2 separate regions of the Homo sapiens genome follow, and region 1 is linked to region 2. A link is a loop called in an ENCODE intact Hi-C map of the cell type or tissue named here. Cell type or tissue: heart left ventricle. All regions are shown on one strand. Each heading gives the region's core, and the rest is flanking DNA. Links, peaks and the distances in the headings are about the cores only.

What was found. Hi-C counts contacts between places; a loop is a spot of excess contacts. Peaks named below come from ENCODE experiments on the same cell type or tissue, not always from the same donor. Only the 100,000 strongest peaks of a DNase experiment are listed, where the experiment ranks them.
Region 1: it touches region 2 in a loop (3-fold over the local background); 3 of 110 quality-filtered maps call a loop at or near these places.

The regions. Positions count from the first base shown.
Region 1 is chr7:71,606,352-71,623,173 of GRCh38, forward strand. All of the region lies in intron 6 of GALNT17 (polypeptide N-acetylgalactosaminyltransferase 17), which reads left to right. Among named protein-coding and RNA genes, the nearest start is that of MIR3914-1, 310 kb to the left of the region's middle. In heart left ventricle, for the core only: a CTCF peak has its summit at 8,827; a DNase peak (open chromatin) is centred at 8,980; H3K27ac peaks cover 3,706 bases.
Region 2 is chr7:71,545,875-71,562,696 of GRCh38, forward strand. All of the region lies in intron 5 of GALNT17 (polypeptide N-acetylgalactosaminyltransferase 17), which reads left to right. Among named protein-coding and RNA genes, the nearest start is that of MIR3914-1, 250 kb to the left of the region's middle. In heart left ventricle, for the core only: no CTCF peak of the experiment used is centred there; no DNase peak of the experiment used is centred there.

The sequences.
Region 1 (16,822 bases), core at 4,108-12,107, 60 kb after region 2:
GTGGTCAGCATGCTTAGATGAACAGCGCTTCACACAAGGAGTGTAAAGGAGGCTCTATAACTCTTGGAGTGACACCTTTTTGTGAAACTGTCCTTTCTCCTATCATCTTCCATCTGAGTGAGTTCCTGTTTTTACTGACCTGTAATAGCATCTGCTCTTCTCTTGTGGCAGCAACAGCACACTTCCATCTTCACATATGTCAAGGTTCTTGCACGTGGTACCCAGTAGTCTGATTAGACTGTCTTATCTCTTCGTGGGCCAGATACCCACCTTCATCATCCTCTGTTCTCCTAGTATATAAACAGGCCTGTGATGAGTGAATATTTCTTAGGAGGTCCTTGGTTTCGTTGGGTTTACTTCTGTCAGCATTAGCCATCATCAAGTCTTGTTCCTGCCCACATATGTGCTGGCAGGTATTCACATACACATGTGGGAATCCCATCTTGATTTTTTCTGCTCATAATTCTGGATCACAGTTCTCTACAACTGGATGAGATACACTGATATATTCAAGAAGCCATATGCGGTATGAATGCAGTGTACAGTAAATCTGAAAGACAAGGGTAGTGGGGGTGGAAAGTAAAGCTACACAGTAATTTGGTGGTCAGAAACAAATGGCCCATCCCCACAAGATCACCTTCTTGGATAGATGCCTTGTTAAAATACTAATTGATACCAGGAGTGTTGGCTCACACCTGTAATCCCAGCACTTTGGGAGGCTGGGGTGGGAGGATTGCTTGAGGCCAGGAGTTCAAGGCTGCAGTGAGCCATGGTCATATCGCTGCACTCCAGCCTAGGTGACAGAGTGAGACCCTACCTAAGAGAAAAAAAGGAAAATACAAATTGATACCCAAGATAGCGATATGGTGAGAAGCCCACTAAAAATACTTCTAATACTGCCTGAGAAACTAAAGGAGTTCATCATCAGTTCACTAAAGAATTTTGTTTGAATTCTTGACTTCAGTAAATTGATGATGAAAGAATATGAATAAACTTAAAAAATCTAAAGCCTGTGAGAACATTTTGTAACACAAAACAATAAAGTCGTAAGAGTTTAAAGGTGGATCTAATTATTTCTTACTTGAAACACATAGAAAAGTTGGAAGACAATTTTTACAAATTCTCAATAAGATAGAGGAGGGCTTTATACCTATTAATCATAAACAGGGTGGCAGGTAATAAGCAAGTGGAATAAAACTGTTAGAAAACATGACACGTACTATTTGTTTGTTGTTAATTTCCACTGAAGAGCAAATTAACACTGAAAGATATAAAGAGATAAACTCAAGAAATACTGCTGAAGGAAAATGAGAAAAGATGACCTGCCAGGGTTGTAAGACATAAAGATATAATCTATGAAAAACATAATTTCCCAAAGAAAAGGAGAAAAAAAACCCCACAGATTAAAAGAGGAAAACAATCTATCCCTTGATTTTCACTTTTCTCTTGGTACTTTCTCAATAGAGTAAACCAAATGTGAACCAGACTTCCTTCTTCCTTCTTGATGGTTAACTTCCTTGGGATGCACACTGAACTAAGTTAAGATAGGATAAGCTATGCTACAGTAACAACTTAGTCCTGAACTTTCAGTTGCCTCACACACAAAACTTATGTCTCATACCTGTAAAATCCAGTGAGAGTTGAATGACTCTCTAGAGCAGTTTCCTTCCAGGTGGTGACTCAGGGATCCAATCTGCATCCCACTTACATGACATAGGGAGCCCATATTCTGTTTTCCCCAGGAAAGTTCTGAATTATTCCTGTTGAGCTGACATAATGATCACTAATACCTCTTTTTACTCTCAGAAACGTGCATGTGAGTACATAAATCATATAGTCATCTGAGAGTTTCACCCCCTGAATCTGGCTTTCAGGTCACTGCAGCAGGAAAGAAAGAATGGAGACTCATGGGCCAGTTTTGTTCTGAAATGCTTTGATCCTGGAGTGATGGATACTGTTTCCCACTTGCCACTCATGCAGTTGCTGGCTCCATCCATCTACCAGGGGTTGGGGGAGGGGGAAGGGACAGGACTTGGGTTGGGATGGAGGTGTCACGTGGACAGTCAGTGAGCAGTAAATGTCAGGATCACAATAACCTTAGTAAAAACCAAAATAAAATGAAAAGTGTTACACAAATACAAGTAGTATCAACATAATGAAATTCTCAAGTACCATCATATAATTTTGAGCTCTGCTATTGTAACAGCAAAGGGAGACCTGAATTGTGCTTGGTTTCCTCCACTGTCTGGCCAGGTTCATAGCAAACACCATCTCATTTTTTATCCCAGCATTTGAGGAGTAGTCAGGTACCAGTGGAGAGCTGAAAGTGGAGGACTGGGGTCATAGAAGACCCTTTGTGAGTAGTGAGGGCTTGAAGAAGAGACCGAAAAACCAGCAACTGGAGATGAACTGGGAATCCTTTATTATTAATAATTATTATTATTAGAAATGGGGTCTTGCTCTGTCACCTAGGCTGGAGTGCACTGGTGCAATCATAGCTCACTGCAGCCATGAGCTCCTAGGCTCAAGTGTTCCTCCCACCTCAGCCTCCCAAGTAGCTGGGGACTATAGGTGCTTACCACCACTCCCAGCTAATTTTTTTTTTTTTTGGTAGCGATGGGGTCCTGTTTTGTTGCCCAGACTCATCTCAAACTCCTGGGCTCAAGTGATCCTCCCATTACAGCCTCCCAAAGTACTGGGATTCCAGGTGTGAGCCATTGCACCCAGCCATCTTTTACTCTTCCTGATCAAAGCCATTCTAGCATGCTCTGCCTGTCTAAGTCTTCTCACTCAGGATCCACATCACAGCCTTGATGTCTATACCAAAGGATGTGCCTTTTATCTATTTCCCCGGCATTGGTTCGTTTATTCTGAATCTTTTGTCTGGACTTGTCTGTGTGGATTATGGATTCAGAATGAGTGAGCATTTGAGAGGGAGTCGGGTACCATAGACCTGAAAGATGAGGACTGAGGTCACCAACGTTCCTTTTTGTAAGCCGTGAAGGCTTGAAGAAGAGGCCAAAGAACCAGCCACTGTGGAGGTGAAGAAAGAAAGCAAGTTCAATGCATCAGGCGAATGGGAGTTGCAACAAGAAAGTAGACATTGTTGTTCCACCATTCTTAACTCACAGCAAACTGAGAAAACAGAGAGAGAGAAAGAGAGAAATAATTTTTTTCATTTTTATTATTTAAAATTTGTTTATGGGTACATAGTAGGTGTATATATTTATGGGGTACATGAGATGCTTTGATACGGGCATGCAATGCATAAAAATCACATTATGGAGAATAGGATATCCACCCCCTTGAGCATTTATCCTTTGAATTACAGACAATCCAATTACATTCTTCAAGTTATTTTAATGTATACTATATGTATATAGTGTGACTATATACTATGTACATAATATGAGTATATGGTGTCACCATATAGTCAATAATAACTTAATTATTACTAAGTTATTATTAATAACTATCTAATTGTGCTATTAGTAGGTTTTATTCATTCTTAAGAGAAAGAATTTATATAGCTGATGTGAAAAGTATAATTAGGCTCAATCGATAAATATTTATTCATCAATTATATGATGAGTGAATGAACACATATAATTAATAGACATTTTTTAGAACTTTAATACCTCCCAAAAAGAGAATGTAATGTCTTTTTAACTGTGTCCATGAATCAGTCACAAAAATTGATCTACTAAGCTGCAAAATTTTCATAGACCTTAAAAAGTAGAAAATTTACAGACCTTATTCTCCGATCACAATATAATAAAATCAAAAATTGATAATATAGAATTAAATAAAAAGACCCCTGATGGAAAGATATCCTAGCCATTAAAATGGTCCTAAATGACTAGGTGTGGTGACTCACACCTGTAATCCCAGAACTTTGGTAAGTCAAGGTAGGAGGACCGCTTGAGGTCAGGAGTTTGAGACCAACCTGGGCAACGTAGCAAGACTCTATCTCTTTAAAAAATAACTGGGCATGGTTGTGCACATCTGTAGTCTCAGGACTAGCTACTCAGGAGGCTGAGGTGGCAGGATCACTTGAACCCAAGGCTGCAATGAGCTAGGATCATACTACTGCACTCCAGCCTGGGTGACAGAGTGAGACCCTGTCTCTCACTAAAAGAAAATAAAAAATTTTCCCTAAATACAGCATTCTGGGGCAAAGGAGAAAACCAAAAATATCCTAACAGGCTGCTAAAAAATTATTGCCAGTGACAACAATATTTATCAGAATCCAAGGAATGTTGCCAAAATAATGTCCAAAGGGAAATACACAGCTTTTAATGTGGTCATTATTATTACATGAGATTCTGGAGAAATCAGGAATATTCAATCTCCATCAAAAAGGCATGATGCGGTGGCTCATGCCTGCACTTTGGGAGGCTGAGGTGAGCGGATCACCTGAGGTCAGGAGTTCAAGACCAGCATGGCCAACATGGTGAAACCCCTTCTCTACTAAAAATATAAAAATAAGCCAGGCATGGTGGCATGTACCTGTAATCCCAGGTACTCAGGAGGCTGAGGCAGGAGAATCCCTTGAATTTGGAAGGCGGAGGTTGCAGTGAGCCGAGATCACGCCACTGCACTCCAGCCTGAGCGGTGACAGAGCGAGACTCCATTTCAAAAAAAAAAAAAAAAAGTCCACTGGCCACATAACCTCTGAGCTTCTGTCTGATCTTTTGTCTCCACTGTCTTCTTTATGCTTCACATCCCATTCATCCACAGGTTTCCCCTGGGCTCCTTCAGATTATCTCGCAGCAAAACCTACTCTCTACTCCAGTGCCTTCTTTCCCCGAGACCATTATTCCTCCCCACCATGGGATCTTCCAGCTGTCTCTTCTTGCTAAGGCAGATAGAGTCCTGTTGTTCCCTCATGAGAAACATTGGTTATATCCCTCTACTGTCTGATTGAAATCTGTCCTCTGGGGTGGGCACTCAAGGCCCATTCCACGTGGACCCCATCCAACTCACTGGATTTTAAGATCCAGCCCAGTGTTAGCTGACTTTTAGTTACCAGTCATCATTCCCTCCATCCTGGGACTCTTCCTCTGCTTATATTTGATTTGACCCTGTGATATCACAGAGAAACAAATATCAGTTGCTTTGTCTTCTTCCCAATAGCTTATACGCTTCTGTGCCCTGACCCACTTCCTTTAGGAATCTCTCTGCTCCTCCTCTTCCTCACTGTGCCCCTGCAGAAGGTCTGGAGCACACAAATCCAAGATAAATGTTTCCTTGATGACAAAGAACTCTTGTCACGGTCTAGAGCAGTCATACATCCAAAAAAAACACGCACTTGCATGGTGGCATGCACACATTAAACTCCTAGGAAAATGGAGAAATTATGTATTATCTAGTGCCATGAAAATGCTAAAGGAATTTGGACAAAGCGGAAGACCATGGTGTAGAATAACCTCGGATGCCCTGATGTTGCAAAATGGAAAGCATTGTGTCAGTAAAGGGATGGATGGAAGAAAATGACCTCAAGCAGAGAGAGAAAGTGAGTATTGGGAGTGTGTGGTACAGCTTAGGGGCCGCCTTATCTGGAGAGGAAAATCTCCAATGAGAAGCACAGGAGATGAGCTTGGATGATCCACACACTTACCACCCAGCCACAATTTGGGTGCAAGTTGGTGCCATCTCTTGGTTGAAGCAATCGGCATCATTCAGGCCAAAATAGATGTCTTTGTTCTTTTTGTTCTTGGAAACCCTGCTCAGTTTGTATTGACAATGTACATTAAATTCAAATGGAATGTTCCCCCAGTGCAGAAGATTTTTTCAAACTTAGACTATGAGAGCAAAGGAATTTGAGGTCACACTTGAGTTAGTGTGAGTAGGAGAAACAGGACATTGACCCGAATGCTTTGGATTTTTTGTTTGCATTTGGATTCTATGCCTTTGGATTTTCATCCCACATTGCACTGTGGCTAACTCTAGCACAACCACATACCCCATCTGAAGAATTGGGCATATGGAAATAGACCTTTAGACACTAAATATTTGTCATTTTATATTGTGCATAATTACTCTGCCTGCATTGCAACGTGGACCACCAGCATCCAGCTCCACGCTCTTCGTGCATTGGGTCGAAATTAGTTAAAGGAATGCGTAAAGAAGAGGTTGTGTTCAGCAAGCCATGGTGCTAATATTCTGATTAAGTGTGAGCTTTTTGGCACACAGCGTAGATGAGATGTGCTGTTGTATTAATAGGCTGTAAATTATAAATAATTGCTTGATAGGATGAGAACCTGAAGCGATGGGTTTCTTTACAGAATGCTGATTATTCCCTCAGTAACAAAAGACAAGGGAACCGATTCCTGCAATTGTTTCCCTTTGGAAAGGAAAGGACATTTTGGTCTGTCATGTTGATGGAAAACACTAGAAATTTCCTTTGTGATTATTTTGTTCCCTTTCATCCAAGCTCCTAGTTTATTCTCACACATGCAGACATAAACTGGGCAGGGTGAAAATTCCCTGCATGAACCATTCGGTTTTCGGTTTGCCAGTCCCCATCAATGACAAGTATTTCTTTATCTGGTCAGAAAATGGAAATTCTGTTTTCTGAGCCAGCCAAGATACCAGGTACAAACAGAGCTTCCCCCTGGGGATTCACAGCCTGAAGGTGGTTAACGGCCCCCCTCTCGCCTATCACCAGACTCCAGTAGACGTTTCTGATGCGGGGAGGCTAGTTCTGAATCCAAGCCAACACTGGTTGTTGGTTCCAATTAAAAAGCAATTGCATTCCCAGCAGTTCAGGGCTGCAGCCAAAAATACAGCATGTTCAGAAAAGCATGATCTTTTTTGAGAGGCGGTTACTCCATCAAGGGATAGATGCTGCCAGGGAGAGCTAATGATGGTACATTCGTATGTGATAAAAATTTAAAAGTTCAAAGAAGAAAGCAAAAGGTAGATGATTTACTTTGAAGTTATTTGTAGATGGCAATGAGGATTTTCTGTTGGTCTCTTTTTCCCCCAGCATTAATCAGCCCATTTATTAGAAGACAAACAGGAATTGACCGTTTGTCAGACAGCAAAGAAACAGAGCAATCACATTAAGGAAATCAAAGGCGAGAATGTCAAAAGGTCAGCATTAAGCAGCCCTGGGAAGCAGTGTCACTCTGCAGACGTTTCAGCCAAATCCTTCTTTCCATGAGTAGCCTCTGCTTTTTGGGAGGACCAATGAGCATAGAGAGCTTGGAGGGACTTTCCAGTTCATTGCATTCTGTCTCCTCTGCTGGTCAGAGGCTTATGTCTGGGTATTTTTAGCAACCTCCCTCTGTCTTTGTTGGCTCCAGAACACATAATTTCAGAAAAATCAGGTATAAAATCTCAATCCCAGCACTTTGGGAGGCTGAGGCAAGAGGATTACTTGAGCCCAGGAGTTCGAGACCAGCTTGGGAAACATAGCGAGACCCCATCTCTATGATTTTTTTTTTTTTTTTTTTTAGTTAGCTGGACATGGTGATGCACACCTGTAGTCCCAGCTGAGGCAAAAGGATCACTTGAGCCCAGGATTTCAAGGCTGCAGTGAGATATGATCGAGTCACTACATTGCAGCCTGGGTGACAGAGTGAGACCCTGTCTCTTTAAAACAAACACACAAAAAACTCATAACATGGAGAGTCAAGAACTCTGATTTGTTTCAGATCTGGATCACTCACTACAAGACCTATTACTTTTTATTTTAGTCCTCATAGTGCAGGATTTTATGATAAAACTGTTTAGACTTGTCACCAACAAAGTTAGTATTTCAAAACAAAACAAAAGCCCTAATCCCCCAAACTTTTGTGATCACATTAAGTTGGATCAACCCAAATTTTCCTTCTGGAGAGAGCCAAGAAGTCATAGGGAGCAGGTTGGGTATCTCTAATCCAAAAAATCTGAAATCCAAAATGCTCCAAAATCTGAAACTTTTTGAGCACAGATATGACTCAAAGAAATGCTCTTTGGAACATTTTGGATTTCAGATTTCCAAATTATGGATGCTCAGCCTGTTAAATACAGTGCAAATATCCCCAAATTTGAAAAGATCCAAAATCTGAAATGCTTCTGAGGAGTTGCAGATCAGCCTAGGTAACATAGCAAGATCTCATCTCTACAAAAAATTAGCCAAGCATATTGGTGCATGCCTGTGGTTCCAGCCACTCAAGAGGCTGAGATGGAAGATTGCTTGAGCCCAGGAGTTCAAAGCTGCAACGAGCAGTGATCACACTGTTGCACTCCAGCCTGGTGACAGAGTGAGACCTTTTCTCAAAAAAAGAAAGGAAGGGAGGGTAGGACAAAGAGACAGAGAGGAAGAAAGGAAGGAAGGATGGAAGGAAGGGAGGGAGGGAAGAAAGAGAAAGGAAAAAAAGAAACAGAAAGAAAAAGAAGTGGAGAGAGCGAAAGAAACAGAAAGAGAAAGAAACAGAGAAAGAGAAACAGAGAAAGAGAAAAAAGTAATAGAGAAAGAGAGAGAATGAAAGAAACAAAGAGGAGAGAGAAAGAAACAGAAAAACAAAGAAACAGGGAGGGAAGGGAGGGAGGGAGGGAGGGAGGGAGGAAGGGAGGGAAATAAGCAAAAAAAACCACTTCTGGTCTCAAGCACTTCGAATAAGGGATACTCAGCCCATGATGTCCAGCCTCACATTTCTAGTGCTCCTCAAGAAGGACACGGATTACTGTTTGTTGCCAAGGTGGCTTGTTTCAAGACCAGCGTGATTGGCAAGAATCTTCCAGCACCACTGTGGCAGCTTTTGGTGGAAGGAATATAGCCCTGACTGGGAGGCTGCTGGGGAGATGACAAGGCCAGCGCTTCAGCACATAGCCTGCAGAGGCCCCATTGCCAGTGCCTAATGTAACTGAACAGGCCATTTGTCATATTTAATTTTAGCTGCAGTGGCTCAATTGGGACTTTATCCAGACTGGCTTCCACTCTGCTAGCCTGCTGTGCTCCCCTTGTCCCAGGCTGAGTCACTTATGTCCCTGGCCCTCCATCTGCCAGCGAGACCTCCGAGTCACTGATACTGAGATCATGGGCCCCAGATGTGGCTTTTCCAGCCTGTGCAGTAAATTAAAGCACCTTGGTGCCCTTTTTCTATCTGCACTTTAGGAGCAAAGCACTTTTTTTTTTTTTTTTTTTTTTTTTTGAGACAGAGTCTTACTCTGTCACCCAGACTGGAATGTAGTGGCACAATCTTAGCTCACTGCAACCTCTGCCTCCTGGGCTCAAAGGATTCTCCTGCCTCACCCTCCCAAGTAGTTGGGACTACAGGCACATGCCAACACGCCCTGCTAATTTTTTGTATTTTTAGTAGAGACAGGATTTTACCATTTTGGCCAGGCTGGTCTCCAACTCCTGGCCTCAAATAATCCACCCACCTCGGCCTCCCAAAGTGCTGGGATTACAGGCGTGAGCCACCGCGCCCGGCCTCAAAGTGCTTTCTTACTTTTTACTCTGCATCAACCTCTTTTCTCTCCAAGGAACTCTGAATGAATGAGACCATGAGAAGAGGCTTAGCCTCCACTCGGCTTGACAGGAGGAAAGGAAGGAGCTTTCCCCTGAGGATAGCAGGGGAGGAGGTGTCGTCTTGCCCACCTCTGTCCAGGGCAGGTGTAGCACAAGGCAGCAGGAAAAGCCCAGAATTTGGATTCAGAAACCTCGATCCCAGTTTTGAATGTGGTTCTTAGTTGGGCGAGACTGAGTGTCTGTAAGATTGAACCAATGTGCCTATAGACGAGCTCCCAGTTGGGTGGGATGGGAGGGCACTCTTAGATCATCAGAGAGTGGGGCTTTGTCAGTGGTGAAGATCAGAATGCGCCTGGCAGGTGGTCAAGACTGGGGCTCTTACTAGAATCTAGTCTGTTCGAGTACCCTAGGGTGGGCGATTCACAGTAGTGTCTGAAGCTGAACTTGAAGACAAGTAAATTCCAGATTCTTTCCCCCCCGTCCTCTCAGAGACTTGATTGCTTCTCTTGTCCTCACTCGCTCCTCAACCTCACCTTTTGTTGGCTCTTTTTTACCATATGAACTGGCCAGTCTTCTTCCTTTCCAGCTGTGTGCTTCTCTCCTGGAAATATTTTTTTATTATTATTTTTATTATTTATTTAGTAAATATCATTAATTATATACTAATATATAACTAATAACTAATATATAAATATTTGATATGTTAATACATTATATGTAATATAAATATATAATAATTACATATAACTATATAATCTGATATTCTGGATATTAGGCCTTTATTGGATGTACAGTTTATATATTTTATATTTATATGTAATATAAATATATAATGTATAATTATAATCATAACATGTAATATAATACATTATAATATATAATATATTGTGATTGATGTATATAATATATAATTACAATTTGTTTACATTATATATTATATTTATATGTTATATATTATGTGTTAATATGTAACTAATATATTAGTGTATACATTAGTTAATTATATAATCATATTATATATTATAATTATGTATTGCATATTATATTATAAAAGTATACATTATATAATTAAGAATATATAATTCTTATAAGAATCATATTAAGAATAAATAATTATTATATCATATGGTTAATAATTAACTAATTTATATATGAATATATTAGTTCTATATTAATATATAAATATATTAATTACACATTAAATACTATTAACTATATGAATATATAAATATATTAATTATGCCACATATAATTTTATTATATATGTGATTATGTATCAGTTATATACTTAATTATATAGTAAATATTATTTATACAATATTATTTATTTACTTATTCATTTGCATTTCAACTTTTATTTTAGATATGGGGGTACATGTGCAGATTTGTTACATGGGAATATTGCATGATACTGAGGTTGGAGTATGGATTCCATCACCCAGGTAGTAAGCATAGTACTTGATAGATAGTATTTTTGGTTTTTTTTTTGCAGGGGCGGGGGGGGTTGGTTTTTTTGTTTTTTTTTTTTTTGAGACGGAGTCTCTGTCACCAGGCTGGAGTGCAGTGGCACAATCTCAGCTCACTGCAACTTCCACTTCCTAGGTTCAAGCAATTCTCCTGCCTCAGCCTCCCGAGTAGCTGGGACTACAGGTGCCCACCACCACTCCCAGCTAATTTTTGTATTTTTAGTAGAGACAGGGTTTCACCATGTTGGCCAGGATGGTCTCGATCTCTTGACCTCGTGATCCACCTACCTTGGCCTCCCAAAGTGCCGGGTTTACAGGCATGAGCAACTGGCTGCTTTTGTTTGTTTGTTTGTTTGTTTGTTTGTTTGTTTGTTTGTTTTGAGATGGAATCTCGCTCTGTCACCCAGGCTGGAGTGCTGTGGCGCGATCTCGGCTCACTGCAACCTCCACCTCCCTGGTTCAAGCACTTCCCCTGCCTCAGCCTCCCGAATAGGTGGGACTACAGGTACTTGCCACCATGTCTGGCTAATTTTTTTTTGTATTTTTAGTAGAGACAGGATTTCACCATATTAGCCAGACTGGTCCCAAACTCCTGACCTCAGGCGATCCACCCACCTTGACCTCCTAAAGTGCTGGGATTAGAGGTATGAGCCACTGCGCCCAGCCGATAGATCGTTTTTTTAACCCACCCCCTGCAAACCCTCTAGTAGTCCACAATATCTGTTGTTCCTGTGTTTATCTCCATGTGGGCTGAGTGTTTAGTTCCCATTTATAAGTGAGAACATGCAGGATTTGATTGTCTGTTTCTGCATTAATTCACTTAGGATAATGGCCTCCAGCTCAATTCATGTTGCTGCAAAGGACATAATTTCATTTGTTTTATGGCTGCCTAGTGTTCTGTGGTGTATATGTAACACATTTCCTTTATTCTACCATTAATGGGCTCTTGGGTTGACCATGTCTTTGCTATTGTGAATAGTGCTGTGATGAACATACGAGTGCAGGTGTCTTTTTGGTAGAATGATTTCTTTTCTTTTGGATAGATACCCAGTAATGGGATGGCTGGCTCGAATGGCAGCTCTGTTTTAAGTTCTTTGAGAAATCTTGAAGCTGCTCTCCACAGCAGCTGAACTAATTTACATTCCTTCCAACAGTGTGTAAGCATTCCCTTTTCTCCCGTGCCATGCCAGCATCTGTTGTTTCTTGCCTTTTTAGTAATAGCCATTCTGACTGGTATGAGATGGTATCTCACTGTGGTTTTGATTTGCATTTCTCTGATCATTAGTTATGCTCACCATTTTTTCATGTTTGTTGGCTCACTTATATGTCTTCTTTTGAGAAGTGTCTGGTCATGTCCCTTGCCCATTTTTTAATGGGGCTATTTGCTTTTTGCTTGTTGACTTAAGTTCCCTATAGATTCTGGATTTTAGGCCTTTGCTGGATATATAATTTGCAAATATCTTCTCCCGTTCTATAGGTTGTCTGTTTGCTCTGTTGATAGTTTCTTTTGCTTTGCAGAAGCTCTTTAGTTTAATTAGGTCCTACTTGTCTATTTTTGTTTTTGTTACAGTTGCTTTTGGGGACTTAGCCAAACATTCTTTGCCAAGGCTGATGCTGAGAAGAGTATTTCCTAGGTTGTCTTCCATGATTTTTATTGTTTGAGGTCTTATATTTAAATCTTTGATCCATCTTGAGTTAATTTTTGTATATGGTCAAAGATAAGGTTCCAGCTTCAATCTTCTGCATATGGCTAGCCAGTTGTCCTGGCACCATTTATTGAGTAGCAAGTTATTTGCTCATTGCTTCTTTTTGGCAGCCTTTTTAAAGATCAGATGGTTGTAGGTGTGCATTTAATTTCCATGTTTTCTGTTCTGCTCATTGGCCTATAGTACCAAGCTGGTTTGACTACTGTGGCTTTGTAGTATAGTTTGAAGTCCAGTAGTGTGATACCTCCAGTTTTGTTCTTTTAGCTCAAGATTGCTCTGGCTATTTGAGCTCCTTTTTGGATCCATATGAATTTTAGAATAGTTTATTCTGATTCCGTGAAGAATGACATTGGTTGTTTAATAGGAATAACATTGAATCTGTAAATTGCTTTTGGCCATATGGCCATTTTTATGATATTGAGTCTTCTAATCCATGAGCATAGAATGCTTTTCCATTTATTTCTGTCATCTCTGGTTTCTTTCAGCAGTGTTTTCTAGTTCTCCTTGTAGAGATCTTTCACCTCCTTGGTTAGCTGTATTCCAAGGTATTTCATTTTCTTTGTGGCTATTTTAAGTAGGATTGTGTTCTTGATTTCACCCTCAGCCTGGAGATTGTTGGTGTACAGAAATGCTACTGATTTTTGTACATTGATTTTGTATCCTGAAACTTTACTTAAGTCGTTTATCAACTCAAGGAGCCTTTTGGCAGAGTCTTTAGGGTTTTCTAGATATACAGTTTTATTGTCAGTGAAGAGAGATCATTGGATCTTTTTTTCCTGTTGGATGCCTTTTCTTTTTTTCTCCTGGCTGATTGCTCCAGCTAGGACTTCCAGTACTATGTTGAATAGGAGTGGAGAGAGTGGGTATCCTTGTCTTGTTTCAGTTCTCAATGGGAACAATTTGAGCTTTTGCCCATTCAGCATGATGTTGGCTGTGGTTTGTCATAGATGGCTCTTATTATTTTGAGGTATGTTCATTCGATGTCTTGTCTTTCGAGGGTGTTTATCATGAAGGGATGTTGGATTTTATTGAAAACCTTTTCTCTGTCTATTGAGATGATTGTATGGTTTTTGTTTTTGATTCTGTTCTGTTGGTGAATCACACTTAGTGATTTATATAAGTTGAGCCAGCCTTGTATCCCAGCAATAGAGCCTGTGTGATCATGGTGTATTCACATTTTGATGTGCTGCTGAATTCAGTTTGCTAGTATTTTGTTGAGGACTTTTGCGTCTGTGTTCATGAGGGATATAGGTTTGAAGTTTTCCTTCTTGTTGCATCTCTGCCAGATTTTGGTATCAGGCTGATGCTGGTTTCATAGAATGAGTTAGGGAGGAGCCCCTCTTCCTTGATTTTTTGGAATAGTTTCAGTAGGCTTGATATCAGTTTTTCTTTGTACTTCTGGTAGAATGGAGCCCAAGAGTTTGAGGTTACCATGAGCTATGATCATGCCACTGCACTCCAGCCTGGGTGACAGAGCAAGACCCTGTTTCTAATAAATTAAAAAATTACAGTCACAAAAACTGTTTTAAAAATAAAAGTTTTTGAAACCATTCTTGTCACTCAGAGAGTAATTTTTAAATAAATTGGAATTAACAAAAAAAGGCACAAAACCTTTATTTAATTGATGCATAACGGATATACATAGTTTTGGGGTTGATGTGATCATTTAATGTATTCGTGTAATTTTCAAAGATCAAGTCAGTGTACGTGGGATATCTGTCACCTTAAATATTTGCCTTTTCTTTATGCACCAAACCTTTTTGACAGAAAAGGAATAATTGTCAGAAGCATAAAGCCTTGTCAGTGTCAAGTTTCTGCTGACCTCTTCAGCTATTCTGGTTGTCATTTTTTTTTCTGGCATCAATAAGCATTTTTTCCCTTTGGATAAATATCAAGTTTATTCTGATTCTCAATTCACATTGGCTTGCAAATTCAGATGACACTGAAGACCAAATTACTGCCTGTGGGACAATGGACTTTGTTTAGTTGCTAATAGGGGATTTAGTAGATAGCCCAAGAGACAGGATATGGGTCTGAGATTACACTTAGTTGCATTTTTTAAAAACTATGTTAATTATAGGCTTAAGTCATGTATTCAAATGCAGATATAAGAAATACAGCATTCCCATATTTTAATTGGATCCTTAGGTAAAGAGAGTTTTAGCCACTCAGCTATTAATCCAGCCTGAACAACTCTGCTATAAACGCACTTTCTTCTGAGCGCCTTTTTTTTTTCTCCCTTGCCTTACATCATGCTCTGTGGCCTCCTGAACTTTTCCTTTTCTTCTCAGTATACATGAAATACTTATAGCTACTTCATTAGCTTTCTTCTGTCTTGGATCACAAGCTCTCTAAGAAGAGCATCTATGTCGATTTTATTCATCAGTGTATCACCTGACCTGCCTAGCATGGTGCCCGGTATGACACTTAACCTTAAAGAAATATTTGTAGGAAGGATGGCTGAATAGGCGGGTGGATGGATGGATGAATGGATGAATGGATGGATTGATGGATAGATGGATGGATGGATGGATGGATGGATGGATGGATTGATGGATTGATGGATAGATGGATGGATGGATGGATGGATGGATGGATGGATGGACAGACAATGGATAAAAATAATAATTTTTTCTTTCTTCTATTTTTGACAACTGTGATAAGATCATAACATCCTAGGCTAGATGGATGGATGGACAACAGATAAAAATATTTTTTTCTTCTGTTTTTGACAACCGTGATAAAATTATAACATTCTAGGGTAGAAATGGAACCCTATTTGATGCACCCTTTAATTCTTCATCGAAGGGTTCCCTTGGCCTCTCTTCCAGATTGGTCACATACTGTGTCACTAAGAAAGGGCTCTTGCCCTCCTCCCTTAGAAGAGTAAACTAACTTTCTTTTGATCATGGACCCTGGGGTTCAATTTTTTTCATTTGTCACCAACAAAGAGAATATCATTCCTGCATGGATATCTTGGCAGCTGCTTGATTTTCCCTCCTTGGAGAGGAGAGACCAGTAAACCTTACACCATAATCTACCCAACTCCTTTGCTGTGAGAGACTTTCCAACTTTTGGTACTTTGGAATGGTGGCCCTGCAACCGAAGAGGTCAGTGGGCAGGACCACAGGCTGCATAGCTTTGGAGCACACCTCACAGGGGAACAGGGACCCAGCACAAAATCTGCGGGAATGGAACTCCTAGAATGGGCAACATGGCGGCTCTGCCATTGGGCTGGTAGAAGGCCTGTTCTGCAGGCTACCAATATGAGAGTGCCCCATTGTATCAATCAAATGTTCTAGGCATTCTTCTGGGGCTTTCCTCACATAGAAAATGAAATCATACTCTTCCAAGTGTTAAGTGCATCAATTCAAACACTGGACACAGAAGACTTTAAGACTTACTCGATGAAAGCAGCTGGAATCCTGAGTCTTCAAAGATATCTTCTTGTCTCTAGGATGAGTGGCCTGACCTGCAAGCCCTCTGGGTGTCTGTCTTCACTCTCACTGGTGTCTCTCTCGGCTTCTGCTGGCTTTAATCTTGAATGCATCAACTGTCTTGGACTCCTACCTTGCCCATGACAACATGAAGTTTCTCTTTATGTCACTTTAGGATCTAACACTTCCAGGACACAACAGCTCTCATGAGTTGACCTGACTCTTTCTGGATTGATCTCTGTCACTCCTGTTTGTAGGCTGAGAGACTGCTCTTCTGGTCTGGTTAGAGATGGGAAGAGGTGGAAGGACTGGGAAGACCACAGGCTCTTCAGACAATCCTCCATAAATACAGATTCTCCCAGGCGAGTTCTAAGGCACTATAGGTAGCAGGAAGTTGGCAATAGTGCTCTTGGTAATGTTTAGAATGTCTCTTACAAAACCCTGTGCTGGACTTTGAGGGATTCCCATGGGGATGAATCAAGATCTTTAAGCCCAGACTTTCCTCACTGACCCTGCCTTTTCCCTTCTCACCATCCCCTCTGGACTCCATCTTATGCTCTTCAAGTTGTCAAGTTGTTTCCTCTGAATGACTGTGGTATTTGGCCTACATCACAATTCACCTGCCACTTGCCATCTCCTGGGTCTGAACCTTATCCCCGCTTTCAGACTATGAGCTCCTAAGTTCCCTGAGAGAGGATATCATATTCTCTCTGTTTGCGTAGCAGTGAAAATCATCAAACTTCCTGAATG
Region 2 (16,822 bases), core at 4,550-12,549:
GCTTTTGCTCATCACTCCTAGGTGTCATCTTCTGAGGCTACTGTGCATGTACATTTCTAGGCTTGCTGTTTCCTGACTATGTACCTAATGTAAATTGAAATCTGGCCAGGCACAGAGGCTGATGCCTGTAATCCCAGTACTTTGGGAGGCCAAGGCAGGAGGATTGCTTGAGCCCAGGAGTTTAAGACCAGCGTGGGTAACATAGCAAGACCCTGTCTCAACAACAACAACAACAACAGAAATCTCAAACCCTCAGGGACAGGTCATTATGAATTCTTGAGGGACACTTTTTTTTTTTTTTTTTGAGATAGCATCTCACCCTGTCACCTAGGCTGAAGTGCAATGGCACAATCATGGCTCACTGCAGCCTCAGCCTCCCTGGCTGAAGCAATGCTCCCATCTCAGCCTCCTGAGTAGCTGGGACTACAGGTGTGCACCACCACTCCTGGCTAATTTTTATAATTTTTAGTAGAGATGGGGTTTTGTCATATTGCCCAGGCTGGTCTCAAACTCCTGGGTTCAAGTGATCCTTCCACCTTGGCCTCCCAAAATGCTGAGATTATAGGCCCAAGCCACTGCGCCCAGCTGACAACTTTCTTTTATGCCCAGCGCTCAAGAAGAGACAGACAGGTTTCCTTGTGATTTATGATTAGAGTAGATTTTCTGAATGCAAGCAGCCTGTGTGATCACCATCTGAACGTCAAAGGGATTCAGGTTTGCATTTTCATAGCTGTGTTAGAACAAGGTACTCAACCTTTCTGAACTTCAGTGTTTCCAACTCTCAAAAGCAGATACTCTTACTCACCTAAAAGCATTGCTGTGAGAATGAAATGGGATCCTACATATATATGAAGTTCATGGCCTTGGACCTGCGGTAAAGGGAATGGTCCATAAATGGTAGCTGTTCTTGGTCTTCCCATTTCAGAGATGAGAAATCTCAGACCCTGGAAGTCATGGTACCACTGGGCAAGGGCACCATGGTTAGGCCATTAGCCTCCTCTCAGAAACTCTTTTATGGGTCCACTTACCCACTTTCCTGCCTTGAAACAATAGAAGAACTAAGGGTTTTATCTTTATCTTGGTTTTTTATTTCTTAAATTCTGTTTCTTTGGTTTTCTTTTTTCTTTTTTTTCTTGAGACAGAGTCTCACTCTGTCGCCCAGGCTGGAGTGCAGTGGTGTGATCCTGGCTCACTGCAACCTCTGCCTCCTGGTTTCAAGTGATTCTCGTGCCTCAGCCTCCTGAGTAGCTGGAATTACAGGCATGCAACACCACACCCAGTCTTATTATTATTATTATTATTATTTTTGAGAAGGAGTTTCATTGTGTCACCCAGGCTGGAGTGCAGTGGCGCGATCTTGGCTCACTGCAACCTCTCCCTCCCGAGTTCAAGCAGTTCTCCTGCCTCAGCCTCCCGAGTACCTGGGATTACAGGCCCCTGTCACCACACCTGGCTAATTTTTGTATTTTAATTGAGACGGGGTTTCACCAGGCTGATCTCAAACTCCTGACCTCAGTGATCTGCCTGCCTTGGCCTCCCAAAGTGCTGAGATTATAGGTGTGAGCCACTGCGCCCGGCCCAGCTAATTTTTAGTAGAAATAGGGTTTCACCATGTTGGCCAGGCGGGTCTGGAACTCCCTGAGCTCAGGTGATCTGCCTGCCTTTCCCTCTCAAAGTGCTAGGATTACAGGTGTGAGGCACCGCACCCAGCCTTAAATTCTGTTTCAAACTTAAGCCCGGCCTCTGGTTTCAGCCTGCAGCAGGAGTGAAACCCGCACTGAGAGAGGAGAGACTGTCACTATTTTCATTGATAATGAAAGCAGTTTTCTAATGATAGAGGAAGCACAATAAAAGCTATCTCATAAATGGCTTTTATTACCCATTGTCTAGTCTTTCCTAAACAATAGGTTATTAGCCATATGTAATAGGGATTGAAGCTAATTGTTTTCCTTATTTTTCAGATAAAGAAATGAGTTGTACACAGTGATTTTTTTAAGGACACTTATAGCACTAATATTGTGTGAATCGATTTAGTTGAGAGCCATGTGAGAGAGTTAAAAGTTCATAGAGGAGTTGGGTGCGGTGGCTCTTGCCTGTAATCCTAGCACTCTGGGAGGGCAAGGCGGGTGGATTGCTTGAAGTCAGGAGTTCAAAACCAGCCTGACCAACATGGTGAAACCCTGTCTTTACCAAAAATAAAAAATTTTTTTTTTTAAAAATTAGCTGGTGTAGTGGCGTGCACCTGTAATCCCAGCTACTTGGGAGGCTGAGGCAGGAAAATCACTTGAATCAGGAAGGTAGAGGTTGCAATGAGCCAAAATCGCACCATTCCACTCCAGCCTGGGCAACAGAGCAGGAGTCTGTCTCAAAAAAAAAAAAAAAAGTTAATAGAAACTGGGTGCTTTGTTCATCTCTTTGTTTTCTTGAGTGGTTGAGATGCATTCCTGTCACACTGTGCCCCCAAATGACAAGGACAGCAATCTTTTTTTATGCTTTCTTGCCCATGGGTTACAGGGGTTTGGCCTTGTGGCCATGGGCCACACCATCTTTTCTTTTGTTGGGAGGAGGGAGGAAACTGGCTGGCCTTAGAGTTCAACATTGACAATCTGGTAGAAGGTAATTGAATCATGGTGGTAGGTTTCTCCCATGCTGTTCTCTTGATAGTGAATAAGTCTCATGAGATCTGATGGTCTTATAAAGGGCAGTTCCCCTGCATACACTCTCTTGCCTGCCACCATGTAAGACATGTCTTTGCTCCTCCTTCACCTTCTGCCACGATCGTGAGGCCTCCCCAGCCATGTGGAACTGTGAGTCCATTAAACCTCTTTGTCTTTATAAATTATTCAGTCTCAGGTATTTCTTCATAGGAGTGTGAAAATGGACTAATACAGTGTCCTGTCTCTTCTTCCTCAGAGCGGACACCTCCAGAAAGGAATGCTTTCATTAAGGAAAAAGGCAGCCAAAATCCTGTTTCCATAGAGTCTTGTTTAATTCTTTGTGTTACATCTCCATGTCATTATCAATGAATCAGCCTCCAGTGAAATAACTGACTGCACTTGTGGTTTACGTCACTGAGCCAGGAAGCCAGGGAGTGGGGTGTGTGGGAGAAACAGCTTTGCTTCTGAGCCTCTGGGGGTTATGGATAGGAATGCCCCTTGCCAGCTACTGGACCTGGTACTGTGGTGGCCTCTGTGTATATCCCTCAGTGTGCTGTGATCTTCAGGAGGGAAGGGATGATAGAGTCCACGTTTCAGCTGGCCTTTCTATTACTCGAGCAGAGTCGCCAGTCTTTCTGGATATATGTTCCTTTGTTGACTTGTTTCTGGAATGGAATTCCATAGGCTTTTAGACCTATATGGCTTGAAGAGGTGATAAAAGAAGGCATCTACAAGACCATTAGAAAAGATCTTGGCTGGGCACGGTGGCTCATTCCTGTATTCCTAGCACTTTGGGAGGCCTAAGGTGGGAAGCTTGCTTGAGCCTAGGAGTTTGAGACCAGCTTAGGCTACATAGTAAGACTCTGTCTCTACAAAAAGTACATGAGTTAGCCTGGCATGGTGGTGCATGCCTGTAGTCCCAGCTACTTAGGAGGCTGAGGCCGGAGGATTGAGGATTGCTTGAGCCTAAGGAGTTTGATGCTGCAGTGAGCTACGATCATGCCATTGCATTCCAGCCTGGGCAACAGAGCGAGACTCTTTCTCATAAATAGATAAATAGGTAGATGAATAAATATATTACAATATACATTAAGACTTCATGTAAGTTTCATTATACCGAAAGAGTAATTGTTTTTTTCTCCTTGAGTTGTGTTAGAAAAAGTTCTTTTCTGTTATCACAGCTTAGTATATGCCAGGCCCAGGAGGGAATGGGGTCATACCAAGCCCCTGGAAGAATTTTGGAGGAAAAAGAATCTTGTTCTGTTTCATGGGTCTTCTGGGAATGCAGAAGAGGAGGATCCGAGGGAAAGGAGGTTCTGAGAGAAAGTAGATTCTCTCCGTAAAAGCATCCAGAGAAAGCGTGTGGCTTTCTCAGCTATATTCTGACCCTGCTCAAGTAATAACCATGTTTCAACCTAAAACCGTCTCCTGCTTGTCTTTCAATGCACAGAGCTCAACATACTTTAAAGACAGAATAATTAGAATGTACTATGTACAAAATAACTACTAGCTCAGATGAGTCCTGCCCCAATTTAAAATTGAGAACAGTGAGTGCTAGTGTTATGTTTTTAAATGAAACTAAGCAAAACCACTTCTTTTCTGATTATAAAAGTCAACAGGTTCATTGTAAAGGCATGGGAAAAAATTTAAAGAAGAAAATAAAAGTATCCCACAACCTTACAACCTAGAAATAATGATAGGTAACTGGTTTAGCATATTACCTTTTATTGACCTGTATATAAATAAATATTGGGTCATACATAGCTATGATTGTGTTTTGACTTTATAACTAGCATTATTACATGAGCTTTTTATTATATCATTCAGTTGTTTTTTGTTTTTTTGTGTGTGTTTTTTTTGTTCTTTTGAGATGGAGTCTCGCTCTGTCCCCCAGGCTGGAGTGCAGTGGCGTGATTTTGGATCACTGCAACCTCTGCCTCCCGGGTTCAAGCAATTCTCCTGCCTCAGCCTCTTGAGTAGCTGGGACTACAGGCCTGTGCCACTATGCCCAGCTAATTTTTTTGTATTTAATAGAGACAGGATTTTGCCATATTGGCCAGGCTAGTCTTGAACACCTGAACTTAAGTGATCCACCCACCTCGGCCTCCCAAAGTGCTGGTGGGATTACAGACGTGAGCCACCATGCCCAGCCTTCATTCAGTATTCTTTATATGATGTTTTAATAGCTGCATTCATTTTATCATGGACTGTGCCAAAATATACTTAATTATATCCCAATTGATATAAATTTAGAAGATTTTAATTTTTTCATTATGATCGATAATATTTTGATTTAAAGTTTTGTACAAAAACTTTTTTTAAATCTCTGATTTTTTTTATTTCCTCTTCTGGCTTTTTACAAGATTTTGCCTTTGTTTTTAAATTTCCCATTATGATGTATCTAAGGATAGATTTCTTTTTATTTGTTCTGCTTGAGATTTGTTGAGCTTTGAATATATGTGTTCATTTCCTTCCTCAATTATGGGACATTCTTATCTATTATATCTTCTAATATTTCTTCTGCCCTGTTTACTGTCCTCTGGGATTTCACAAACTGGTGTCAGATCTTATCATTGTATTATTTATGTTGCCTACCCTCTTTTATTTATTCTTCATCTTTTTCTCCCTCTGTGCTTCATTCTTCATAGTTTCTTCTGTCTTAGCCTCTAGTTCATTAATGCTCTCTTCAGCTGTGTCTAATCTGCTGATAAATGATCCACTGAGTTCTTAATTTTTGAACTTTTTGATTTTAGATTTTTCTCTTTTTCCTTTTTCAAATATGTTGTGCTACTTTTTGTGATTTCCAGTTTCCTGCCAAAAATTTTAAGCTTGCTTTTTAATTTTCTTAAGCACAGTAAACATAGATGTTTTCCAATAAGTCTGATAGTTCCAGTATCTGGAAGTCCTGTGCCTCTCTTTTGTTGTCTGTTATTTTCATGCAAGTCTAACTTTTGGCCTCTTGATTCCTAATGCTTTTGATTGTCTTTGATTAGGTGTTAGAGATGTTAGCTACTGTGTTTGAAAAAGTTATGTATAGCCTGGGCAACATAGTGAAATACTGTCTCTTAAAAAAAATACAAAAAGAAATTAGCCAGGTGCATGGCACAGACCTGTAGTCCTAGCTACTTGGAAGGCTAATGCACTGGAGCCTGGGAGGTTGACGGTACATTGAGCTATGATCACACCACTGCACTCCAGCCTAGGGGACAGAGTGAGACCCTGTCTCAAAAAAAAAAAAAAAAGAGAGAGAGAGAGAGCGGGAAAGCAAGAGTTATTTGTCAAGTTAATTTGTAACCGAGGACGGTGTTACCTGCCTCTAGTGAGAATTTTTGTTTACTTCTGCCAAGAGCACAGGAGTGCTCACAGCCTCTGATTCCCTTAATGGAAATGCAAGGTGTGAGATTTTCTGGGCTTCCCAGAGGAAATGAAGTGAGCTTGCAGTTTGGGAGAGAGGCCAGGTTGACTTTCAGGTTGCTCTTTTTATTTATTTATTTATTTATTTATTTATTTATTTATTTATTTATTTATTTTGAGTCAGGGTGTTGGTTTGTCACCCAGGCTGGAGTACAGTGGTGTGATCTTGGGCCACTGCAACCTCCACCTCCTGGGTTCAAGCAATTCTCATGCCTCAGCCTCTTGCATAGCTGGGACTACAGGAGCATGCCACCACACTTGTCTAATTTTTGTATTTTTAGTAGAGACGGGGTTTGGCCATGTTGGCCAGGCTGGTCTTGAACTCCTGGCCTCAAACAATCCACCCACCTTGGCCTCCCACAGTGCTAGGATTACAGGCGTGAGCTGCTGTGCCTGGCATATAGCACTTGTTATATGCTAGGAAGGCACTTTACAAATTCTGATACTTTTAGTTCTCCTAAGAACCTTATACAGTAGGTACCGTGCCTGGCTGTGACTCTTTTTTTTTTTTTTGAGATGGAGTCTCACTCTGTTGCCCAGGCTGGAGTGCAGTGGTGTAATCTCGGCTCATTACAGTCTCTGCCTCCCAGGGTCAAGTAATTCTCCTGTCTCAGCCCCCCTCGTAGCTAGGACTACAGGCCCGTGCCACCACACCCGGTTAATTTCTTGTATGTTTAGTAGAGACAGGGTTTCACCATGTTGTCCAGGCTGGTCTCAAACTCCTGACCTTAGGTGATCCGTCCGCCTCGGCCTCCCAAAGTGCTGGGATTACAGGAGTGAGCCACTGTGCCCGGCCCACCAGGTTACTCTTAAGGGCAGACTTTTTGTATTTTAGCCAAAAATGAAGGGTGGTTTACCAGGTTGCCCATTATTAGTGGGCACTGAAACCCAACTCTCGGCTTTCTGGCCTTTTGAGGTGGCTAGAAGTGCAACCCAGCCTCTCAGTCCCGCTTTATGGACTGGAACACACCTCAAGGTAGAAGGAAACCCAGTTGCTGGGCATCTGTCTCCCTTTTCTAGTCTCGGCCAGAGTTCAACCTAATAATTTTCATTTTGTTCATCTACAGTGGTTTTATTAAGATCAAAAAATTTTATCCAGGCTGGTGTGGTGGCTCATGCCTGTAATCCTAGCACTTTGGGAGGCCAAGGTGGGCGGATTGCCTGAGCTCAGAAGTCTGAGACCACCCTGGGCAACATAGCAAGACTTTCTCTCTTAAAAAAAAATGCAAAAATTATCTGAGTGTAGTGGTATGTGCCTGTAGTCCCGGCTACTTTGGGGGCTGAGGTGGGAGGATTGCTTGAGCCCAGGAGGTTGAGACTACAGTAGGCTATGTTCGCACCACCTCCCTCCAGCCTGGGGGACAGAGCAAGACCTTGTCTCTTTAAAAAAAAAAAAATTTTCCAGCTTTTTTAGTTTTTTTAGGCTATAGAGTTGGTCCAAATTACATCATCTGACAGTCTCAGAGGCAGAAGTCATTATTATCCTTTATGATAAATTCCTAAGAGTAGAATTTCTAGGTCTAAGACATGTTTATTTTTAAGACTTACGAGACAGACTGCCAAATTACTTTCCAGAAAAGTTGTTTTTCATATTGAATCCTTGTTCTTTTTCTTCCCTTCTCCTAAGTATCTGTTGGTGTCTCAAAGTTCTGTTCATTCTTCTACAGTAATTTAAAACCTGTAACACAATTTAAATTTTAGTTGCAAGTCAGATGTAAGAAAGGGTGACTTTATTTTTCCAAATAAGAATTCAACTTGCTCTCCAGCCCTCGTGTTCACTGATGATGGAAAAGAAAACTAATCTTTTTGTTTCAAGGTAACTCAGTTTCTTCCCATTGAAAACTCCATCTCTTTCAGGACAATTGCTCCATTAAATCAAGATTTTGACAGGCTGTTATTTGTTAAGGGTCGCTCTTCCCCCTTGAAAGTTCTCCCTCTCCCAGCTTTCCTCTTAAATAGTGCCTGGAAGCAAGGGGAGCTGGTGCTGCCTTGGGGCAACGAGAGAGGTGTCTGGGCTGCGCCTGTCTTCTGGGACCTTTCTGGCTTCTGTTGACACCTCCCAATCTTGAGTTTTGTCCCTTCTGTATTCATAGCCGATGCCCTTGGCCCTGCTTCTGAACTTCAGGCAAGATATCCACCCAGTGGGTACCCTCCTGTCCCCTGACTCCCTTTGTGAACCAACCTGTCTAGTTCTTTGCTTCCTGATATGGTTTGGTTCTGTCCCCACCCAAATCTCATCTTGAATTGTACCTCCTGTGTGTCGTGGGAGGGACCCAGTGGGAGGTAGTTGAATCCTGGGGACGGGTTTTTCCCATGCTGTTCTCATGATAGTGGATAAATCTCGTGAGATCTGATGGGTTTATGAAGGGCAGTTTCCCTGCACACTCTCTGTTGCCTGCCACCATGTAAGACGTGACTTTGTTCCTCCTTTGCCTTTCGCCATGATGGTGAGGCCTCCCAAGCCATGTGGACTGTGAGTCCATTAAACCTCTTTCCTTTATAACTTACCCAGTCTTGGGGTATATCTGTATTAGCAGTGTGAGAACTGACTAATACACCTCCCCTTCGCCTGGGGTACTCAGGAACTTCAGGATTTCCTACAGGCCAGGAGCTGGCTGTGGGCATTTAGAGCATTATTTTAGGTCCTCTCTCTGCCTAAACATCACTCCACCATTCCTGCCCCACTGCCCATAGCACGCTGCAAGACAATTGCCTCCCGCCAGAGTGCTAGGCAGGAAGCAAAACATCCATCTCTTTGCCTTCCCATCCTCAAACCCATTTGCAGATTTCTGTACCCACTCCCTGAATTCCAACGTGAGCAGTAGGGTGAGGCTGAAACTCCCCCAGGAGAGACCTTCTCTTATGTCTGTCTCTTCTGTCTCCAGACTTATTCCCCAGCCCAGGGAGAATTAGCTTCTGTGTGTGTCTGTTTTGCATTGCTCTAAAAGAATATCTGAGGCTGGATAATTTATAAAGAAAAGAGGGTTATTTGGCTTACGGTTCTGCAGGTTGTACAAGAAGCATGGTGCCAACATCTGCTTGGCTTCTGGTGAAGGCTTCAGACATCTTCAGTCATAGTGGAAGGGGAAGGGGGAGCCAGCATTACGTGGTGAGAGAGGGAGCAAGAGAGACAAGGGAGGTCCTAGAGTCTTCGTTAACAACCAGATCTTGCTGAACTCATTACCACAGGGAAGGCACCAAACCATTCATGAGGGGTCTGCCCTCATGACCCAAACAGGTCCCATCAGGCCCCACCCACAACTCTGGTGATCACATTTCATCATGAGATTTGGAAGGGACTGACATCCAAATTATATCAGTCTTTTGGGGCACTGGAACTTTCCCATATGTCAGTACTTCTCAACCCTGATTGTGCTTTAGAATCAAATATGGATGTCGACCAATCAAACCAGTGTCTGGGAGTGTGCCTGAACAGAGGTCATTTTTCAAGATTCCCCAGGTGATCCTAAAGTGAGCCAGCAGTGAGCCCAGCAGCTTTGTCTTACTGAACTCATTACCATGGGGAGAACGCCAAACCATTCATGAGGGGTCTGCCCTCATGACCCAAACAGGTCCCATCAGGCCCCACCTATAACACTGGTGATCACATTTCAACATGAGATTTGGAAGGGAGAAACATCCAAATTATATCAGCCTTTTTTGGCATTGGAACTATCCCATATGTCAGTGATTCTCAACCCTGGTTGTGCTTTAGAATCAAATATGGATGTAGACCCATCATCAAACCAGTGTCTGGGAGTGCACCTCAACACAGGCAAGTTTTCAAGATTCCCTCGTTGATCCTAAGGTGAGCCAGCAGTGAGCCCCACGGCTTTGTCACAACCGCCATCCTCTGGCTTCACCGGTCTGCTGTCCTTAATATCTAAAGGGAGGCTTTTGGAATTTAGCAAATGCTTTCTGTCTCTGATGCACGGCTCGTGCGCTTGAAATCCGGGCTTAGGGACTATTGCTTCAGCAGTTAACGTCAGGAATCTATTTTATAGTCACAACAGAAAATTAACATCTCCTTTGCTTTTCTTTCTATCTCAGCTCTGACAGTCTTCCCCTAGATCAAGGCTAATGACTGCCTCTGGATGAGATGGCAAGTCCAGCATAGAAAAAGCCCATTCATAAGTTTCAAAATAAATTATTATACTCTTTTATTTGACTACTTTCTTACAACTATTTTGCTGCTACTGTAGCCCTTAAATACGCAAGGCCATCAGAAAGCTGTCTTCTTACCTGAATCTCATTTGGTTCCGAGAACAATTGCTGTCACCTGACTGTCCTTGGGTAAACATCATAGGCCAATGCTGAGAAGTGTTTTAAAAATCAGATTTGTGGAGCTTATTGTATTTGCTGAAGTGGTGTTAAGGAGACTTGGTTAAGGAGACCAAGTCACTCAGTAGAGAAATTTCTCTTGGGTCTTAGTGATCAAGTAACTATCTTTCTCTTATTAAAAATCTTTTAGACACTGCAGATCCAGCCAACGGTTCTGTCTACAGTGGGGATGAAAGAGCTTGGAGCTGAGTTTGTGGCCCACTGTTATTAAATATGTAATATGTCAGAGCCTGCATTTTGTCTGCTAAACTCACCCTCGGCATCATCTTTTTTATTTTTTTATTTTTTGAGACAGAGTCTTACTTCATCACCCAGGGTAGAGTGCAGTGGCGCTCTGCTCTCGGCTCACTGCAGCCTCTGCCTCCTGGGCTCAAGTGATTCTCCTACCTCAGCCTCCCGAGTATCTGGGACTACAAGCTCGAGCCACCACACCCAGCTATTTTGTTTTGTTTTGTTTTGTTTAGAGACAGGGTTTCACCATGTTGGCCAGGCTGGTCTTGAACTCCTGATCTCAGGTGATCCACCCACCTTGGCCTCCCAAAGTGCTGGGATTACAGGCATAAGCCACTGCGCCTGGCCCCCTTGACATAATCTTATTTTGCTCTTTGTCCTCTAATTCCCAATTAATTATTTTTATTTTTAACCTTTTTAAAGTGACCGGTTCTTTCTCTGTGGCCCAGGCTGTAGACTCCTGGGCTCAAGCAATCCTCCCTCCTCAGCCTCCAGAGTAGCTGGGATTACAGGTGCACACCACCAAACCCAGCTAATTTTTTTTTTTTTTTTTTGGGGAGAGATAGGGTCTCTCTATGTTGCCTCACTGGTCTCAAATTCCTGGCCTGAAGCAGTCCTTCTACCTCAGCCTCCCAAAGCTCTAGGATTACAGGCGTGAACCACCACATCTGGTATTAATTACTTTCTTTTCATTTTGTTTTATCCCATAGTGCCTGCATTGATATAGGATGTCCTAAAACATTCTCAGAAAACTTCTCCACCATGCAAAAATCTCAATACTCTTTCTTTCTTTTTGGAACCCTGTCAGTGTTGCTAGCCTGATGCCATTCTCGAATGTACATCCTAAAGCTTTTATCAAAGTTGTTCTTGCATCAGCCCTGGAAGTTGAAGAGGGATTATTGCCCTCCTTTTACAGATGAAGAGGAGGCTGATCCATCTTTCAAGACTTTCTCTTCACATGAGTCCCCATTCATTCTTTCAAAGTTACCTTCCTAGCTGGGTGCAGTGGCTCATGCCTGTGATCTAGCAATTTGAGAGGCTGAGGTAGGTGGATCACCTGAGGTCAGGAGTTCGAGACCAGCCTGGCCAACATGATGAAACCCTGTCTCTAATAAAAAATAAAATTAGCCAGGCCCGGTGGCGTGTGCCTGTAATCCCAGATACTCGGGAGGCTGAGGCAGGAGAATCGCTTGAACCCGGGAAATGAAAGTTGCAGTGAACCGAGATCGCGCCACTGCACTCCAGCCTGGGTGACAGAATGAAACTCTTAAATACCCGGGCGCAGTGGCTCACATCTGTAATCCCAGCACTTTGGGAGGCCAAAGCAGGCGGATCACTTGAGGTCAGGAGATCGAGACCATCCTGGCTAACATGGTGAAACCCCATCTCTACTAAAAATAACAAAAATTAGCCGAGCATCGTGGTGGGTGCCTGTAATGTCAGCCACTCAGGAGGCTGAGGCAGGAGAATGGTTTGAACCCAGGAGGCAGAGATTGCAGTGAGCTGAGATCACGCCACTGCACTCCAGCCTGGGCCACAGAGCGAGACTCTGTCTCAAAAACAAAACAAAACAAAAACACAATCACCTTTCTGCCAGTCTCTCCCAGTCCAGAGACTGTACTCTCCTCCACGGCTTCATCTTCTAGCACAGAGGTTGGTGAAATTTTTCTCTGATTGGCTGGATAGTAAATCCAGGCAAAATCAAGGATATTATGTGGGTACTTATAAACAAAGTGCAAAACCTGATTTCTACAAATATTTTATTGACAAAATCCAAAATGTAACATTAATGAGTCTAGGTTTTTTTTTTGGTAATCTGGGTCTACTAATGAGAACATTTGAATTTTCGTGTGTACAGGTGACATGTTGCTTTGTTTAGGTTCAAAGTTAGTGTTCCCATCATCATCATCAAATCAGTTATAAGTGTTCATCTGTTAAAAAAAATCCTTAATTCTCTGGCCAGACAAAAACAGGCAGTGTAGTTTGCTGATGATGCCTGTTCTAGACCTTTCTCTTTTTCTTTTCCCCAAATGTTCACTCAACCATGTCTCATCTCACAAGATAGCTAACCAGACACTTTAAAATATATATACACAGTATATATAAAGTGTCGATGGCTGACAACAGCTTAATGTGTCACCACTTCTTAAGAAGCATAGTGCATTTACAAAAACACTCTTCCAAGGCTTATTTGCAAATCAGTTTCTCAAAGCTTCAAGGAAATATGATTACCAAAAAGTAAAAGTATTATCCCGAGAAAATTGCTTATAGGGAATATCTTACTAGGGAGTTTCGATGTGGATCTTTGTTTTAATAAAACAAGCCCAGACAGAAATCAGTCAGCCAAGGAAATGAGTTTTGAGACTGGCAACTTCAGTCACCACTGGCGTTTTTTTCTGCATCTGTGAAAATTCACACCCCACAGAGATGAGGCTTCCTTTATCCTACAAAAGGAAATGCTCTTAATTCCTTGACAGTTCCCTTTCCAATCTGAAGGAAGTTGTTGTTTCAGCATGAATTATCTTTTCAGCAACAAAGGTGAAAGTGCTACTTCCACTTAAAGGCAAAGCACTGGCCTTTGGGTCCTATTTTCTTGTGAGATTATTTGTGAGCTGGATGCAGTGTTTGATTGTTTTAAAAGGCAGCCGACTTGTCCTTTTGGTATTTATATGTATAGCAGAGGCAATTGGAACTCTGGGCATTAAATTACCGTAATGTGCCAGTTGAGAATTCTATTCAAGCCAGCCAACTCCTTCCTCAAAATTATATTTTTAGTGTTTAGCAGCTGCAAGTTCCCAGAAATCTTCAAAGTGGGATCACTTATTTCACCCAGTGCAAGAGCTCTTAGCTGCTGCCAGTGTGAGATGATCTGGTCTGGGAGGCAGTTGGGTACCTGGGAGGGGCGAGAGATCAGAGGCCCCCTGGGTTGCCCTTAGTTCTGCACTTATTTGCATATGCTTCCCCTTGGTCAGGTTACTGAACCTCTGAGCCTCAGTTGGAAAATGGGGCTAATAATATCTACCAAATGGAGCTGCTTTGAGGATTCAAAATAATTATGAATCAACCAGGCGCAGTGGCTCACAGCTTTAATCCCACCATTCTGAGAGGCCATGGTGTAAGGATCGCTTGAGGCCAGGAGTCGGAGACCAGCCTGGGCAACAGAGTGGGACCTTGTTTCTACCAAAAGGAAACAATTCGCAGGGCATGGTGGTGTGTGCCTATAGTCCCAGCTATTTGAGAAGCTGAAGTGGGAGGATTGCTTGAGCCGGGAGATCGAGGCTGCAGTGAGCCGAGATTGCACTACTGCACTCCAGCTTGGAGTGCAGGTTCTTTTTTCTGTCTTATGTATTAAAAAGAAACACATTTTCAACATTAAAAACAAAAAAAAAAAAATCAGCCAGGCGCGGTAGCTCACGCCTGTAAATCCCAGCACTTTGAGAGGCTGCAGCGGGCAAATCGCGAGGTCAGGAGTTCGAGACCAGCCTAGCCAAGATGGTGAAACCTCATCTCTACAAAAATACAAAAAATTAGCTGGGTGTAGTGGTAGGTGCCTGTAATCCCAGCTACTCGGGAGGCTGAGGCAGGAGAATCGCTTGAATCCGGGAGGCGGAGGTTGCAGTGAGCCAAGATCATGCCACTGCGGTCCAGCCCAGGGGACAGAGTGAGACTCCATCTCAAAAAAAAAAAAAAAAAAAAAAAGAAAGAATCACAAATTGTCCTAAGGTAGCAGCAGATGCATTGAGATGCCCAGTAAAGGGTGCTGTTGGTCTCAGTGATGTGCTCCTATCTCATTCTCCTCCTCCTTCCCTGCCTGGTCTTTTGGCCACCGTGGCTTACCGTTATCCCCGCAAAACAGGATCCATTTGCTTGGGGAGTAACAAGCAACTCCCCATGAGAACACAGGCTTTGATCAATAGGGAATTGATCACTTGTCACAAGGAAGGAGAGCATGGGAGTATCCTCCAAAGCAGTGTCTCCCGTGGGAAAGTGACAGGAGGGTTTTATGGAATGATGGAGAGGGGAGAGGGTGTGTCATCACATGCAGAGGAGGGGTCCTAGTGGCGCAGGCACAGGGAGCCATCATGCCTTCGTGCCAGCACCCAGGTTGCATGTGATGGTAACGGAGCTGTAGCTCTCTTTAGCACCGTCATGAGAAAGTTCACTTGAGTTCATCTATAAATCGCTGGGGGAGGTCTGTCAGGAGGCGGTGTTAACCAACTAGGTGACCATATAGGGTTTAGGAAGAAACAGGCTTCAGGGCAGGAGCCTGTAAAACAGGCTGATTGCTCAAATTGAGCACATTCCTATAATCCCTGGAGACCCTGCCTGTTTGCTTACAATACTGGTGCCTGTGCCAGTGGGTATAGATTGGATGTGTGATACAACCAAAGAAGGGCAACATCTGCATTGGACATTTATTCTACTGTATTAGGAGATGGTGTAAAAGAATTCACCGTTGCTGATGTAACAAAATGCACTGAAATGAGTGAATTTGTTTTTGTTTTTGTTTTTTGAGACAGAGTCTCGCTCTGTCGGCCAGGCTGGAGTGCAGTGGCATGATCTTGGCTCACTGCAACCTCCACCTCCCGGGTTCAAGCGATTCGCCTGACTCAGCCTCCCGAGTAGCTGGGACCACAGGCACGCACCACCATGCCTGGCTAATTTTTGTATTTTTAGCAGACACAGGGTTTTGCCATGTTGCCCGAGCTGGTCTTGAACTCTGACCTCAGGTGATCCGCCCACCTCGGCCTCCCAAAGTGCTGGGATTACAGGCATGAGCCACTGCACCCAGCCTGAAATGAGTGAATTTGCATTAACCAACCTACTGATTGCCAAAGAAGTTGGCGGTACTACGAAAACACTCAGTACTGATTATACCTTGAGGGTTGGATTTGCAGACATTCATACCAGGACAACTCCAGGGGTGAGGATGAGTGTTTTGCACGTGGGACCTTGGAATGAGAAAGTGCTTAGCAAACAGCTGAAGCAGAACTAAGACCAAAGAAAACGGCAGCCTGTTTGAGTCTGAGGTCAGAGAAAAGCAGCAAGTCCCAGCAGGCCAGTGGGAATCAGGAAATAGAAAATAGAGTCAGCCCCTGATCCCTGGGTCAGGAACCATCATCATGATAGAATTTGGAGATATGGCTGCCAGAGAACAGAGACCAACGGGTGGCTGGGGTCTAAGAGAATGTCAAGAGATGACAGGTGTCAGGGAAAAGCAAGGGTAAGACATGACACCACCAGGACTTGTGCCCAACAGGTGACTGAGACAGCGAGCCACATGGTGACAAGCAGGCATCCAAGCGGGAGAATGTCACCAAACAGGGGAATGAGGGGTGGGTGGAAGACACTGGTCCAAAGGGGCTGCCTTCTGGTACATTCTGGAGATAGACACTCCCCTGATTTACAGGCTATGGATCAGCAGATTTTGTTTTGTTTTTTGTCTTTTTTTTTTTGAGATGGGGTCTCGCTCTGTCACCCAGGCTGGAGTGCAGTGGTGCGATCATAGCACACTACAGTGTCCAACTCCCAGGCTCAAGTGATTCTCCAGCCTCAGCCTCCCAAGTAACTGGGAATACAGGTGCGCACCACCATGCCTGGTTATTTTTTTAAAAAATTATTTTTGGTAGAAATACATAGTCTCACTATGCTGCCCGGTCTGTTCTCAAACTCCTGGACTCAAGCAATCCTCTAGCCTTGGCCTCCCAAGTGCAAGGATTACAGGTGTGCACCACTGCATCTGGTTCACAGTCTCTGGTTTCTAGCTCCTTCTTTTCTCTCCACCACTGGAGCCTGCTCTTCCCATACCTACAGCCTCACTCATTGATGTACAACACAGGGACACAAGCCTTCAACCAGAAATCATTATTATTACATTGTAATATATAATGAAATAGTTCTACAACTCACCATCATGTAGAATCAGTGGGAGCCCTGAGCTTGTTCCTGCAACTAGAGGGTCCCATCTGGGGGTGATGGGAGACGGTGACAGATCATCAGGCATTAGATTCTCATAAGCAGCTCTCAGCCTAGATCCCTTGAATGCACAGTTCACAACAGGGTGTGCACACCTATGAGAATCTAATGCCGCTGCTGCTCTGACAGGAGGCAGAGCTCAGGCGGTAATGCGAGTGATGGGAAACCTCATCTGTCAGTACAGATGAAGCTTTACTCACTTG